Linked DNA regions of Homo sapiens: regions 1 and 2 are each linked to region 3. A link is a contact called in ENCODE Hi-C or POLR2A ChIA-PET data. All regions are on one chromosome and are shown on one strand. Each heading gives the region's core, a stretch centred on a gene start or an enhancer-like site at or near the end of the contact. The rest is flanking DNA. Distances are from core to core; before and after follow the strand shown.

Region 1 (4,962 bases), core at 212-2,711, 330 kb before region 3:
TTTTTTGTGAGGTTGGGTAAGAACACTCATCTGCTTGCCTAGGATGAGGCATGTATAGAACTTTCCACTGACTTTAAACCATTTCCTGCTTTCAGCTTCACATCTTGCTTGCACCCTCAGAGATACCTGGCACCTTCAATTCCTGAGTCTTCCTAGAGATAGGTGATATGAACTGGCTAGAATCATGCAAGGAATTGGTATCCGCCTCTGTAGATATTTTATATTCCACTTTCTCAGCTAATTAATCTACTCCAACCACCTTCCATTTCCCTGAAGTTTTTTTATACCACTTATTTACTGTCTCCTGTTCTTTCTGCTCTTGCAGATTTATGCTGTTTTCATTCTCTTACTCACTGTGAATGGGGCTTGGGGACAGAGCAGAAATAAACATATTTGTTCAATTCAAGCTTAAAAAGAAGACACAGTCCTTGAATGATTTTTATCTGATGCTAATACATATCCTGGGTGCATTCAGATTTCATGAAGCCTGGAGTTTACAGAGTTTGGAGGCTCCATTTTAAGAGCACAGAATTGGGTATTGACAGCCAATATTCAATTTAGAATGAGAAAATAAATCATAAATTTTAACAAACTGGCAAAAGCCACAAACATCATAACCTAATAATAATAATAATAATATTTGTTATGACAAGTTTTTTTCCCATTTGTTTCCAGATAAAAGTCACATAAGGCCAGGCATGGTGGCTCACACCTGTAATCTCAGCACTTTGGGAGGCCAGGGTGAGTGGATCGCTTGAGGCCAGAAGTTCATGACCAGCCTGGCCAACATGGTGAAATTCCATCTCTATTAAAAATACAAAAATTAGCTGGGCGTGGTGGTGCACAGCTGTAATCCCAGGTACTTGGGAGGCTGAGGCACGAGAATTGCTTGAACCAGGGAGGTGGAGGTTGCGGTGAGCCGAGATCACACCACTGCACTCTGGCCTGGGCGACAGAGCGAGACTAGGTCTCAAAATAAATAAATAAATAATAAAAGTCACATAACATGAAAATCACCAAGTTAAACTGTATAATTCAATAATTTTTAGCATAGTCACAGTGCTGTACAACCATCACCAATATCTAATTCCAGAACATTTCCATCACCCCAAAACAACCCCCATACTACCTGTTAGCAGTCACTCCCCATCTTCCCTCCCCCATCCCCTAGCAACCTGAAAATCTACCTTCTGTCTATGGATTTGCCAAGTGGAATTAAACAATATGGCTTTTTGTGTCTGGCTTCTTTCAATCAACCTAATTTTTTGAGCTCATCCATACTATAGCATACATCATCAGCACTTTATTCCCTTTTATGGCTGAATAATATTCCATTGTATAGATATGCCATATTTTGTTTATCCATTCAGTTGACAGACATCTGAGTTGTTTCCACCCAACTATTTTGGCTGTTATGAATAATGCTACTATGCACAAGATTTTGTGTGAACATATGTTTTCAGTTCTCTTATGTATGTACCTAGGAATGGAATTGCTGAGTCATGTAGTAACTATGTTTAATTTTTCTGAAAAACTGCCACAAACTGTTTAGCAGAGTGGTTGAACTACTTTACATTCCCACCAACAATGTATGAGGGTTCCAATTTCTCCACATCTTTGCTAACATTTGTTATTTTCCCATTATTATAGCCCTTCTAGTGGTCGTGAAGTAGTATCCCATTGTGGTTTTCATTTTCATTTCCCTAATGATTCATGATATTGGGCATCTTTTCATGTGCTTTTTGGCCACTGATATATCTTCTCTGGAGAACTGTCTATTCAAACCCTTTGCCCTTTTTTTTGAAATGTGGTCTCACTATGCTGCCCAGGCTGTTCTCAGGGGATCCTCCCACCTCAGCCTCTCAAGTAGCTGAGACTATAGGCATGTGCCAACACATCTGGCTAGCTGCCCATTTTTTAACTGGATTGTTTGTCCTTTTATTGTTGAGTTTTAAGAGTTCCTTAAGGCCGGGTGCGGTGGCTCACACCTGTAATCCCAGCACTTTGGGAGGCTGAGGTTGGTGGATCACCTGAGATCAGGAGTTCAAGACCAGCCTGGCCAACATGGCAAAACTCCATCTCTACTAAAAATATAAACATTAGCTGGACGTGGTGGCACACACCTGTAATCCCGGCTACGCGGGAGGCTGAGGCAGGAGAATCGCTTGAACCCAGGAGGTGGAGGTTGAGTGAGACGAGATTGCATGCCACTGCACTCAGCCTGGACATCAGGGCCAGACTCTGCCTCAAAAAAAAAAAAAAAAAAAAAAAAAAATTAGCTGGGCATGGTGGTGTGCACCTGTAGTCCCAGCTACTCAGGAGGCTGAGGCAGAAGAATCACTTGAACCCAGGAGGTGGAGGTTGCAGTGAGCTAAGATCATGCTGCTGCACTCCTGCCTAGGCGACAGAGCAAGACTCCGCCTCAAAAAAAGAAAAAAAAAAAAAGAGTTCTTTATATATTCTGTATACTAGACCCTTATCAGGTATAATTTATAAATATTTTCTCTCATTCTATGAGTTATCTTTTAGCTTTCTTATTAGTGTCCTTTTGGACACAAACGTTTTTAATTTTGATAGAGTCTAGGCTGGGTGCAGTGGCTAATACCTGTAATCCTGTCACTTTGGCAGGCCGAGACAAGAGGATCTCTTGAGCCCAGGAGTTCGAGACCAGTCTGGGCAACAGAGTGAGACCTCATCTTTACAAAAATAAATAAATAAGATTTTTGTTTAAATTGACAGAATCCAATCCAAAGTCTTGTGTTTCTATCTAAGAGATTTTTTTTTTTTTTTGAGACACAGTCTTGCTCTGTCACCCAGGCTGGAGTGCAGTGGCACGGTCTCGGCTCACTACAATCTCCGCCTCCCAGGTTCAAGCGATTCTCTTGCCTCAGCCTCCCAAGTAAGTGAGATTACAGGTGCCTGCCACCATTCCTGGCTAATTTTTGTATTTTTAGTAGAGACGGGGTTTCATCATGTTGGCCAGACTGGTCCCGAACTCCTGGCCTCAAACAACCACTCGTCTCGACCTCCCAAAGTGCCAGGATTACAGGTGTGAGCCACCACACCCAGCCATCCATCTAAGAGTCTTATGGCTTGCATTGTTACATTTAGTCTTTAATCCACTTTGAGTTAATTTTTATATATGGCATGAGGTAGAGGTTCAACTTCATTCTTTTGCATGTGGAAATCCAGTTGGTCCAACACATTATTATTATTATTATTTTCTTGAGACGGAGTCTCATTCTGTTGCCCAGGCTGGAGTGTAATAGTGCGATCTTGGCTCACTGTAACTGCTGCCTCCCAGGTTCAGGCGATTCTCCCACCTCTGCCTCCCCAGTAGCTGAGACTACAGTCGTGTGCCACCATGCCTGGCTAATTTTTGTATTTTTAGTAGAGACAGGGTTTCACCATGTGGACCGTGCTGGTCTCAAACTACTGACTTCAAATGATCCACCCACCTTGGCCTTCCAAAGTGCTGGGATTACAGGTGTGAGCCACAGAACCCGGTCCCAATGCCATTTTTTAAAAAGACTAATCTTTCCCCATTGAATGGTTTTGGCGCCCTAGTCAAAAAAAAAAAAAAAAAAAATCAACTGACCACAAATGTATAATTTTCTTTCTGGACTTTCTATTCTATTCCATTGATCTATATCTCAATCCTTACACCAGTACCACACTTTCCCATGAGTTTTTTTTTTTTCCTTTTTCTTTTTTTTTTTTTTTTTTTTGACAGAGTCTCACTCTGTTGCCCAGGCTGGAGTGCAGTGGCACGATCTTGGCGGCTCACTGCAACCTCCACCTCCTGGGTTCAAGTGATTCTCCTACCTCAGCCTCCCAAGTAGCTAGGATTACAGGCATGTGCCACCAAGCCCGACTAATTTTTGTATTTCTAATAGAGATGGGGTTTCACCATGGTGGCCAGGCTGGTCTTGAACTCCTGACCTCAAGTGATCCACTCACCTCAGTTTCTCAAAGTGCTGGGATTACAGGCATGAGCCACTGCGCCTGACCAATTTTTGTATTTTTATTAGAGACAGTGTTTCGTCATGTTGGGCAGGCTGGTCTCAAACTCCTGACCTCAAGTGATCTGCCTGCCTCAGCCTCCCAAAGTGCTGGGATTACAGGCGTAAGCCACCACGCTCAGCCTGTTGTTATTGATGGCTTAGAAAAGTTTTCTTTTAGCACAGGAACATCATCAATAAATAATGTTATATCAACTTTTAGGACTATGGTCAAACCTGGGAAAATTCTTAACAAGTCTCTTTCATTAAAGCTACAAAATCTTAAAGAATTTTCCCCAGACTGGCTTTTGACATCAAACCTTGTTTTTCCTCTACTAACCACACACTTTGGGTGCCAGATGCCATAGGACACATTCATATTGCTAGACAACCTCTAGCTATGCACGTTTATGTCACAATGCCCCATGAGTTAGCACAACAGACATAGAGTATTCCTAGAAACCATTCCCATACTGGGATGGCTAGTAATACCTTGACTATACACAAAGAGGCTATGAACCATGTAAACATATCCTGCTAAAATCCAACTAAATATCTCTCCAAGTCAATTTCCCCATAGCCAGACCCCAAAAGTGCCCACAGCCATTCCAATGCCACCCAACATAAGGAAGAGTGTAACAAAGGGGAAGTCAGGTAAAAAGACGGCAATTTTAGCTGACTGTGGTTTAGATAACTTACATTTGCAAATTCTTCAAAGATATGTGACCACATACTGGCAATGTTCTGTTTCTTGATCTGGATGCTAGTTATATATGTGTGTTCAGTTTGTGAAAAATCTTAAACTACACACTTATAATATTTATGAATTTTCTCATTCATATATTATATACCAATAAAACTTTTTAAAAATTAACCAAGTGAACACATTGCTAGGGTCCCTCCCAGACCCTCAGATTGGGTCTTGAAAATTAAGCTTCAGGCTGGGCGTGGTGAGTCACAC
Region 2 (4,853 bases), core at 329-2,828, 260 kb after region 3:
GTGACCGGGCCACAGAAAAGGAGGTCATCTGCCCCTGGGAGAGCCTGTAAGGAAAGAGGCAGGCTGAGCTGGGGGCTCTGGACCAGGAAGATGCTCTGACAGATGCCATGGTATGGGCCACAGGACACACTTGCTCGAGAACCAAAGTGCATTTGGGTGACATTTGAAGATTGGGGAGACAAGATGGGGTAGATTGTGGCAAAGAATGCTCTGGCTGGTTACCAGGGGCCAACTCCTTCTCCTCTTCCTGACCCTCCCTCCCCTGGGCAGAAGAAACGCATGTGGACCAGAAGACTTTCCCTGCTGCCTTAAAACCAATAAAAGGTTAACTTTAAGTTTCTTGGAATGTTAGTGTGTGTCTGGTTTTGTTAGTAATTTGTGAGCTATTATTTATGAGTTAAACTCACGTCTTCTTCAATCTTCTGGACAAAGGGACATTGAGTCGCTTCCAAGAGCTCTCTCCTTGTCTAAATGGGTTTGTGCACAATGCTTTTCTCATCAGCAGAGCTCCCCAGGGGATGCCCCGGGGCATGGCATCTCACAGGAATGGACAGAGGGCTGGGAGCAGGCACACTCCTAAAATGCCAGGTGTGTTGCCTCAGGTCCTCCAAGAAGCAGACACCAAGGTGAGATTCGATGGACAAGAGATTTGTTGGGGAAAACACCTGTGGTAGATAAAGGAAGGGCCAGAGCTGGAGAAAGTTGAAGTTGAGTGTTGAGGGGGTTCGGGGCGGGGGGCAGTCCAGACCGTGCTGCAAGTCTGACCTCTGGGCAGGGAGAGTCTTAGATGGCAGTGCAGTCCAAGAAAGTTTTGAACAGGCTGCTGGGGTGTCCTTTATGCAGTCCAAGAAAGTTTTGGCCAGGCTGCTGGGGTGTCCTTTGTGCAGTCCAAGAAAGTTTTGACCAGGCTGCTGGGGTGTCCTTGAGCCAAAGTCATTGCTGGAGAGGGCCTGCATCTCTGGGAACGGCCCTGCATTCGTACCCCCACGGTGCATGGTCATGTGCTGGGAGATCCCGTGGAAAGCCTGACCTTGGCATGGATATGCTGGTGGATCCTGAGCTGCAGCAGCTTGGCCATCAGCCCGCGTGCTCCCTGCAGTTGGAGATCTGAGTGCTCCTTTTCACTTCCGCTGCACTAGGCCAGTGGGAAATTCTAGAGGTTTGGGCTTTGGTGTGCTCCTCCCACCTCCCCTCCTAGTTACTCACTCAACATGTGTTTATTGAGTCCCTACTATGTGCCAGACGCTATGACAGGCGCTGGGGATGTTGCTGTGAGTAGGACTCCTTGTCTCATGGAATTCATCCGGGACAGTGTTTCTCCACCAGGTCAATGTTGCCCTCTAGGGAACACCGGTCAGTGTTTGGAGACATTTTTGGTTATCAAGACTGCGGCAGTGGGTGGGGGTTGCTACTGGTGTCTAGCAGGTAAAGGCCAGGGACGCTGCTAAGTATCCTACAATGCACAGAAGCTCCCACAACAGAAGATTATCAGTTCAAACCACCAGTGGTGCCACTGTTGAGAAACCCCGCACTAGAGATTACAGCGTATGTACTTGTCCCTGGTTTCTGCGCATGCTCTGAAGTATTGCCCCAAACGGCACTGCTGGGATCATAATTAGATTGGACAGCGGGTTGCGATTAAGGGCTACGCGGTGAATAAAACAGCTCTTAAAAGTTGCATAGGAAGTCCTCACAGGAGAAAAAAATCAAGTGGTTTGCCAAACCACTCATTATACCCCTCCCCTTTAGCCCTCAACTTCCTCAGAATTCAATTAGTAGATAAGAGCCCCTGACTTGCTTTTAACCTCTGACAACTTATTTAGCCCATAAATACTGGGGTTGCTGACTCATCTCTGCACACTTCTACAAATGAATGTTGGGTGGGTGCATGGCTGAAACCTAGATTTGCTAATCCCCGTAGGGAAAACACAGAGCTTCAATACTTAAAGACCATTGCTCATTGTAGATTTTACTGAATCTATTCCACTGGGCTCACAAGAGTCACTCACAAAGGGCTAAGAAAAATTTTCCCCCAGAATGTAAGTGAGAGAGTCTGGTCCTTTCTTGGAAGAGTGAGTGAGCTGTTAACCTGATGCCTTTATTTGCAATGCTGATCTAAAATGAGATGAAAGGCGAAGCAATCCACACCCTTAGTTTACTACCAGCCAATGTCAAGAAATAAGGAGAATCTCAACCCTAGGTTTGTATATCAGTGTTTAAGGGTTCCTCTCCTAAGCCCCCAGGGTCCTAAAGAGAAACTAAGCCCACATGGAAACTAAGATCCACATGGATAGAGCGTCAATGACAGAAGGCTCCAGAATCCACTGGTTGGATTAAATAAAGTCCAGGCTATAGTTCAGTAATAAATAGACCTCAGAAGGGAGGAAGTGGGTTCAAACATGACAGAGTTTCTGTCTGTAACACAGAGTTGCCTAAAGGCAGTAGGGCAGTCCAGGTCATGGGCTGGAAGTGAATGGAGGCCAGGGAAGAGAAAAAAAAATCCAACAACCAATAAATTTTTTTATCTTGTTGCTCCACCCATCCCCTGGTCACAAGTATGATGCTCCTCCATCTTGTCTGGACATTAGAATCCACTGGGGAAACTTGAAAGATCCCGCTGTCCAGGGCACACGCACAGAGCTGTGACACTGGGATTTTTTTTAGCGCCTCTCCCAGGTGATGTCTATGTCCAGGTGAGCTTGAGAACCACTGCCTTGAGGTAGTGATTGAAGCTGGTTCACCACCCCTACACCCATGCCCATACCCAGGGGATAACTGAAAAAGAGGCAATGGTGGGAAGGTGGCTTCATCTTAAGTTCACAACCAGGAAGTAGCATGGGTCATTTCCATTCACATCCCATTGGTTGGCCTTTGGTCACATGACCATGGCTAGCTGCACGGGAGTCCGGGAAATGTAGTCTTCAGTTAGGCCAGTTTGTGAGTAGTTAAACTTCTAGAGATTTAGCTAGAGGAAGGAAGATGGGGAGAGTGGATATTGGCGGACACTTGGTCTCTCCCACAGTGGAATTATTACACAGTTTTGGGGGTAATGGGTTACACTAACATAACATAACGTAACATAACATAACATAACATAATGCAAGAGGTGGGGCAAGAGGAGACGGGAGTGACCAGTTAGTTTCTGTTTGGCCAATATTTGGTAAATGCCTATAAAATGTAGCTATGCTGTATTCCATGGTTGGGTGCTTTCCACTTGCTCAAGGCTGAACACCGGCTAGGTGTCAAACACCAAGTGAGGTCCTGGGAATAAAGTTGATTCCCTCATGGAGGTGCTATCATTGCTTGAGGAGCAAGCTGGGGGCATTGGATCTAGTCCATGTTGGGGGAGTGCAGGGCTGTGGGCTGTGGGAATCCTGCCGCCTGCCTTTCCAGCTTGGAACAGCTCCTTGATTTCCTCATCTGTGAACTGGGAGTAACAATTTGACCTTCTTCACAGGGCTGCTTGGAAACCTATAGAGTGATATGGATATAACTGTGTTGGCTGCTCAGAACCTTATGTAGTGCAAGAAAAAAACAGTTTTGTTTTTTCCCCAAGATGCTCCTTTAAACCTATGCTGCAAGTTATTTCTTTTCCTAAACCTGGATGAAAACTCTGAGAAGTCCCATAACTTTTCTGGTCACTTTTAGATAATACAGATCCTCCAGGTATGATCAGTGACAAGGACAGTCTCCATTTAGTTCTGTATGCAGTTCAATGTTAGTGTAATAAGCAAAACTTGGAACTTCATTCAAAGGTAAGGTTCCTTCCCTCCTTGGGCTTGGGCTGTTGCAGCTGGGATGTCTGCAGGGGGGTCGGAGGGGGGACCCCGGAAAAGCAGAGGTAGGGTGGGAGAACAAGGAGGTTCTTAGTTGACTAACACATAAACCATTCAACATGGTGCTCTTGGGATCCCCCTACTGGCTCTCACTTAGGTAGAGGGTTTCCTAGATTTTTGAGGCCTTCTAGCCTGATATGGTTTGGCTCTGTGTCCCCACCCAAATCTCATCTGGAATTGTAATCCCCACATGTTGAGGGAGGGACCCGGTGGAAAGTGACTGGCTCATGGGGGCGGTTTCCCCCATGCTGTTCTCACGATAGTGATTGAGTCTCACAAGGTCTGATTGTTTTATAAGTGTTTGGCATCTCCTCGGGCTCTCTCTCTTTCCTGCTGCCTTGTGAATAAGATACTTGCTTCTCTTCTGCCTTTTGCCATGATTGTAAGTTTCCTGAGGCCTCTCCAGCCATGTGGAATTGTGAGTCAATCAAACCTCTTTTTAAATAAATTACCCAGCTGCAGTTAGTTCCTTACAGCAGTGTGAGAATGAACGAACACCACTAACAGGGTGAAATCATTGAGTCTGAGAGGAGGCAGGGCTGCTTCCTGCTTATTTGCTGAGGAAGAAAAGAAGAAGGCCAATGATTCATGAGCTGGGAAGGCTGAAGGAAGCCGGGATCCGGGGATACTTCATGCCTCACACACCCCAGCTTCAGAGGTCAGCCCTCCCCTCTGGGCAGCTGTCACCTCCTCACACTTCACCAGAAGAGGGAGTCCTAGGCTCACAGATCCCTAAAGAGAGGCGGCTGGGAGTTTCTTGTTAGCATTCAGAGACCTGTGTCAGAGAAGGGAGAGGGGCTTGAAGAACGGTGCCTTCCTTTTTGGAAAGCCAGATTGGGGTGTGGGGGTAGCAGGATAAGCTGGCCAAAGTGGGGACCCATGAGAGAGAAGCATCTTGTCTACCTGTGCAACCCTGGGTGACTGTGGGGCCCTTATGTGGCTCTCCTGGCTATTGTGAGCTTATGGGGACCAGGGATGGGGAGGCTGGGAGGAGGGAGGCAAGGCTCTGTCCCTAGT
Region 3 (4,978 bases), core at 691-3,190:
CTGCCCAGCAGTAGTGTACTACATGGGTGGGTCAGTTGTAAAGAAGAAAAAACTGATCCATGAGCAGACACTAAAGAAAACAGTGGGATGAAATCAATACTGGGTTAAGTATGGCAGTCTGTGAGTTTGAACATATTGCCCCAATAGATTTTGTTTTAACTATTTTCCAGTAGACATTTTTTTTCATAATGCTTTCTTTTAATGCCTCAACTAGTCGCAAGAGCTTTACTAAATATTGCAACTCTTGGCGGGGCACGGTGGCTCACGTCAGTAATCCCAGCACTTTGGGAGACCAAGGCAGGCAGATTGCTTGAGCTCAGGAGTTCCAGACCAGCCTGGACAATGTGGAAAAAATCCCATCTCTAAAAATTAAAAATAAAAAAAATACACCGGGCATGGTGGTGCACACCTGTAATCCCAGCTACTTGGGAGGCTGAGGTGGGAGGACCACTTGACTATGGGAGGTGGAGGCTCCAGTGAGCCGTGATCATGCCACTGCACTCCAGCCTGGGCAACAGAGCGAGACCCTATTTCATAAATAAATAAATATCGCACCTCTCTTTTTTTGGTACTAAGGCAGAACTGTACATAGACTGATTTCTCCAACTTTGAGCAACCCCAGATGGCTCTACTTGAACAGAAAAGAAATTGAAAGTTTAATCGTGTATAATCCCTTGTAAACAACCTGGGGGAAAAATGGTTAGGTTCTCGCCGGTGATATTTTACTTCAATGAGGTCATGTAGCACAGTGAAAATAACGAATAACTCAGCATTAGGGAGAATTGGGATCTGATCCCATTTTTGCCATTGGTTACATGACACGCAAGTTTACTCGGCTGCTGCAGGCTTGTGTCCTCATGCATGAAATGGACTAAACAATCTCCACATTATTAATGCTTTACGACTCCGCTTTCCAAAAATGGAAATGCATTTGAAGACAATACCAGGCCCTTGAAAATGAAGACGGGAGGGTAAAAAACAAGCTGCAACAGAGAACAGTATCAAGCTTTTAAAGAAACAAGTTAACACCGAAGCCAGAGGCCTTTAATGTAGACATTAAACGGTGTCTACATACACCCTTTCAGCTTGAATGTCAGCACCGGCTGTACTGACAGAAGATTTACATGACCTTTTCCTGAAATAAGCCTTCCTCTCCTAGTAACTCAATACCACGGGTACATTTTTCCAGGTACACTAGAGTTGGGTACTGCTCTAGAGCTGCACTGTCCAATACAGTAGCCACAAGCCACATGGGGCTGTTGAGCACTTGAAAATGTGGCCAGTTGGAAGTAAGACGTACTGCAAGTGTAACATACATACAGGAATTTGAAGACGGTAAAAAAAAAAAGGATATAAAATATTCAGCATTGATATTGATTGAAATAATATTTTGGATGCACTGGATTAAATAGAATATACTATTAAAATTAACTCCACCTGCTTCTTTATGCATTTGCTAATACGACTACTAGAAACATTAAGCTTACATAGGTGGCTTGTATTATATTTCTATTGGACGGTGCCATTCTAGATATCCGAATCTACAAAGTGACTGAGATTCAAACTCTTCAATGAAGCACTTTTTAAATGCTCTACTTGAGAATTAATTCCACTCACTGCTCTGCTGCCGTCGCGGTCCTGACTTTCCAAGGCTGTGCCCAGAGCGCGGCACACGTGGCTCTCACACAGGCAGGCCTGCACGGCACGCAGCAGTGGAGGAGGTTACCCTGGGTCGCCGACGCCAGGGGAAGCCAAGCGACCGACCCCACACTTCTGAGCCCCGCCGGGGAAGTCCCCGGGCGCGGAAACAGGTGGTGCGCCGGCGGTTCGCAGCTGCTGTGCCCGCTGGCCTGGGCGCAGCCGGGGACAGCGACGCGTTTCCTGCCCGGGAAGGGCCCGAGCGCAGGGCCGGCTATAGCGGTCCCGCAGCTGCCTGCTTCGATTTTAGCACTGCTGCTCCCTAGAGGGAGCAACGCGGCCCTCTGTCCCTCGTAGGGCTTGAAATGTAAATTATTCATATCAGGGGAATGTGTGCTTCAAAAAGCAAGCTGGACAAGAACCGACGGGTAATCCTCGCCAAATTCTTCTATTTAACCCTCACCATTAAAAGTCTGAGGCCTGAAAAATCTCTTGACTGGAGAGATATTAACTCCACAGGTAAACGGGATCAGGATCTACGACATAAATGAATCAAATTCACTGATTTCTAAGATTATTTAGACAGTAGAAAATTATTAATCCTTTTTATTAGTTCAATACTTCATTCAGCATTTGCAGAGCAAAATCTGCTTGGATTTATTTAGTGAAAATTATCTTCTAAAACTACAAAGATTTAACCACAGTACATAAAATTTAGTTGCAGTAGGCAAATTATATTTTTAAGCTGAACCCTAAGAAATTGTCCAAAAATATGTACAATAGTTATGCACAGCACTTATGATTGCTGAATAAATGCATCATATAAAATTTAGTTCAGTTTTTAGCAAGAGTGAACGATTTCTTAGATGATTTTTCTCCTGGTCTCATAGTGCAGAGTATTCACAAATGGACCTTATATCTTCTCCAGACAACCGTCATCCCCAATTTATTCACCTAGGCAAATCTTAGTTCAAAAGAGTTTGTGAGAAAGGCTGACCTACAGGACTAAAACCGTGCTTACATTGTAGGAAAATAAAAGAAAATGTAATCGAATGGACAATAATTTTTAAAGCACATTATTCAAGGAGGAATAAGCCCTGTAACAGAATCCATAAAACACCATGCTCCATCAGTCTCTTTTTGCTAACAGAATGACCAAGTATTCTCTCCAATTAATTTTAATAGCAAACCACCATTTCCTAAAATGACTTAAATGGGTTCAATCAAGTAGGAGAATGAATCCAAGGGAAACCACTGACTAGGGGTATAAAATGTGCCTTACATCATATTGCATACATCAAACAATCAAAGAATTTAGGCTTCAAATTACAAGAAAAAAAAATACCTTTAAGTCTTACCCTCAAGGTAAGATAGGAAAGTGGGAAATGCTGTCTGCTCACTGGCATTCCATAAAATATTCACTGTAATTTCTGGATTTCCAAGACACATCTATCTAGCAGAGGTGGTTTGTCAAGTCTGAGCTTTTCCACCTGTCCACCCCTGTAGCAATGGGGCTGATGTTCACAACCTGCAGACCATCATCAGCATTCATGGCACCCCGACAGATAACCCCATTAAACTCTCTCCCTGACTCAGGTAAACACTTCACAATGTGAGAAGGTGAGAAAGACATTATTACTGAAATAAACCTGAAAGCTGCTCTAAGTCTATAGAGAAAGTGTAACACTCACAAATATAAATACCATTACACACTATTTGTAAGATCCCTCATAAATGACTATGTTATAGCTGAGACCTGCAACGGAACTCCCACCACCAAATGTTGTGGTAGTGTAAGGACCATTGTTATTTTCACTTGCAAATATTCCTGAGAGGTCGTATTTTAAGCTGCTAAAAACTAAAACAGGAATAAGGTGACAACCAGCAAAAGAAAAAAAATGAGCTAATGCACTCGAGAGAGTAAGGAAGGCTCACGGAAGAGGAGGGCTGTGGTGATCAGAGTCCACGGACGTCCAAAAATGTGACTTGGCTGGCCCTAACAGAGGGGAGCAGCTCTTCTAAAAACAAAATCACCCCCTGGAAATTATGTTGGTTGGTTCCTTGGGGCATCTACAGTTCTTTTTCAAGTTATTTACTTGCTCATTACCGCCAGTCCCAGCTTTCTTGGGAGACCTAAACATATTTGGGGAATGGAAATAATGTGCTTGCTGCCACAGACCAGGCCAGTAAGATGAGAAGATAAAGAGTTTCTAGAGTTTTTATTATTCAAAATGAGTTTCATTTCAATTCAGGTACTTGAAAGAAGGTTCTAGTCTGTTACTTTGACACAGCACAAGATCAATAGTTTATTCTGATGAAGTATTCCACCCAAATGAAAGCATAACATGCAAGTAGTCATTTATTTCAATCACTCCTATTTGAAGGTCCTTATTTTTGGAGAACAGTCAGGCATTTTATTATCCACTCTTTCCATTCCTTAAAGGCTTCCTTCCACGGGTTTCAGTAAATTCCCATTATCCTCACGACTGTGTTCTGGAGTTGCTCCAGGTGTGCCAGAAGATTCATCATCAATCCACCTCACCAGTGCCTGGAAAAGCATTGAAAGATGCGCACTTCAACAAACCACAGCAAAATACCATCAGGCAAGAGAGAAGCATTGGCTTCTAGATCATAGGGTGACATATTACCCCATGAAGACGCTGCATTTGATAATGATGCTGTGAATATGAATAATGCTAATGATATACTGAGTGAAATGGCACGTACCAAATACACACAGAATTACAAATGATGTCAAAAGTACGCACTGAAAAAAGATGAAAAAGAAATACACTCATTCTTATACTTTGTTTCTAGCATGATAGGATATTTTTTCTCAACTTGCTGAATATTCTACAAGGCATTATATTAATTTGACATGTATGTATATACATATATAAGTGTCCACACAGGCATGGGTAGACATATGTATGTGAAAACACATGTGTAGACATTTCTGTGCAGTCACCTGAATGCAGTCATACCCATGAGTAAACACATGAATGTATATTGATGTTTGTGGGCAAGTGTGGGCACACACACACATACTGAGATTAGGTACTTTCCTTCTTCCTTTTTAAAGAAAATCACTTTTTTCCTCCTAATGAACATCATACCTCTGTCCCATATTTGGAAAGATAAATCCTGTCCTCACACTTATAGGGTTTAAAAAATGAACTTTGCCACACATATCAATATTTATTCAGTTTTGCAAAGTCAAGCTCTCTTGCCCTAAATGGAAGAGAAGCAGAAAATTTCTTCCACTATTTCTCATTGAACTGTAAGCATAAATCACTCTAAGGCAAGCTGAAGTTTTTAAGAAGGGCATTTCTTCGCATGT

The links. A loop is a pair of places that touch in the nucleus more often than their neighbours do. ChIA-PET counts read pairs that join two places held with the same protein, here RNA polymerase II (POLR2A). Pooled maps may share reads with other maps.
Region 1: a loop to region 3 is called in a pooled map, with 2.3 times the contacts of the local background. The contact joins two enhancer-like sites. A Hi-C loop is called at or near these places in 1 of 37 single-sample maps with no recorded cell type and 3 of 50 pooled maps. POLR2A ChIA-PET finds 5 or more read pairs at or near these places in 2 of 52 experiments (BJ and common myeloid progenitor, CD34-positive).
Region 2: a pooled map shows a loop between it and region 3 (2.8-fold over the local background). The contact joins two enhancer-like sites. A Hi-C loop is called at or near these places in 7 of 50 pooled maps. POLR2A ChIA-PET finds 5 or more read pairs at or near these places in 6 of 52 experiments (AG04450, activated CD4-positive, alpha-beta T cell, activated CD4-positive, alpha-beta memory T cell and 1 more).

The regions. Positions count from the first base shown.
Region 1 is chr17:64,634,355-64,639,316 of GRCh38, forward strand. All of the region lies in intron 1 of SMURF2 (SMAD specific E3 ubiquitin protein ligase 2), which reads right to left. Among named protein-coding and RNA genes, the nearest start is that of SMURF2, 25 kb to the right of the region's middle. Within about 2 kb of position 1,462, at least 3 of the 41 ENCODE cell types and tissues checked have a DNase peak (open chromatin) inside an H3K27ac peak, as active enhancers do.
Region 2 is chr17:65,227,358-65,232,210 of GRCh38, forward strand. It overlaps RGS9 (regulator of G protein signaling 9), which reads left to right. Exons shown (of 19, transcript NM_003835.4): 19 at 1-346. The coding sequence ends at 50. Among named protein-coding and RNA genes, the nearest start is that of RGS9, 92 kb to the left of the region's middle. Within about 2 kb of position 1,579, at least 4 of the 41 ENCODE cell types and tissues checked have a DNase peak (open chromatin) inside an H3K27ac peak, as active enhancers do.
Region 3 is chr17:64,964,196-64,969,173 of GRCh38, forward strand. It overlaps the pseudogene AMZ2P1. Among named protein-coding and RNA genes, the nearest start is that of LRRC37A3, 47 kb to the left of the region's middle. RefSeq lists an enhancer at 1,609-1,658 and a silencer at 1,878-2,041. Within about 2 kb of position 1,941, at least 8 of the 41 ENCODE cell types and tissues checked have a DNase peak (open chromatin) inside an H3K27ac peak, as active enhancers do.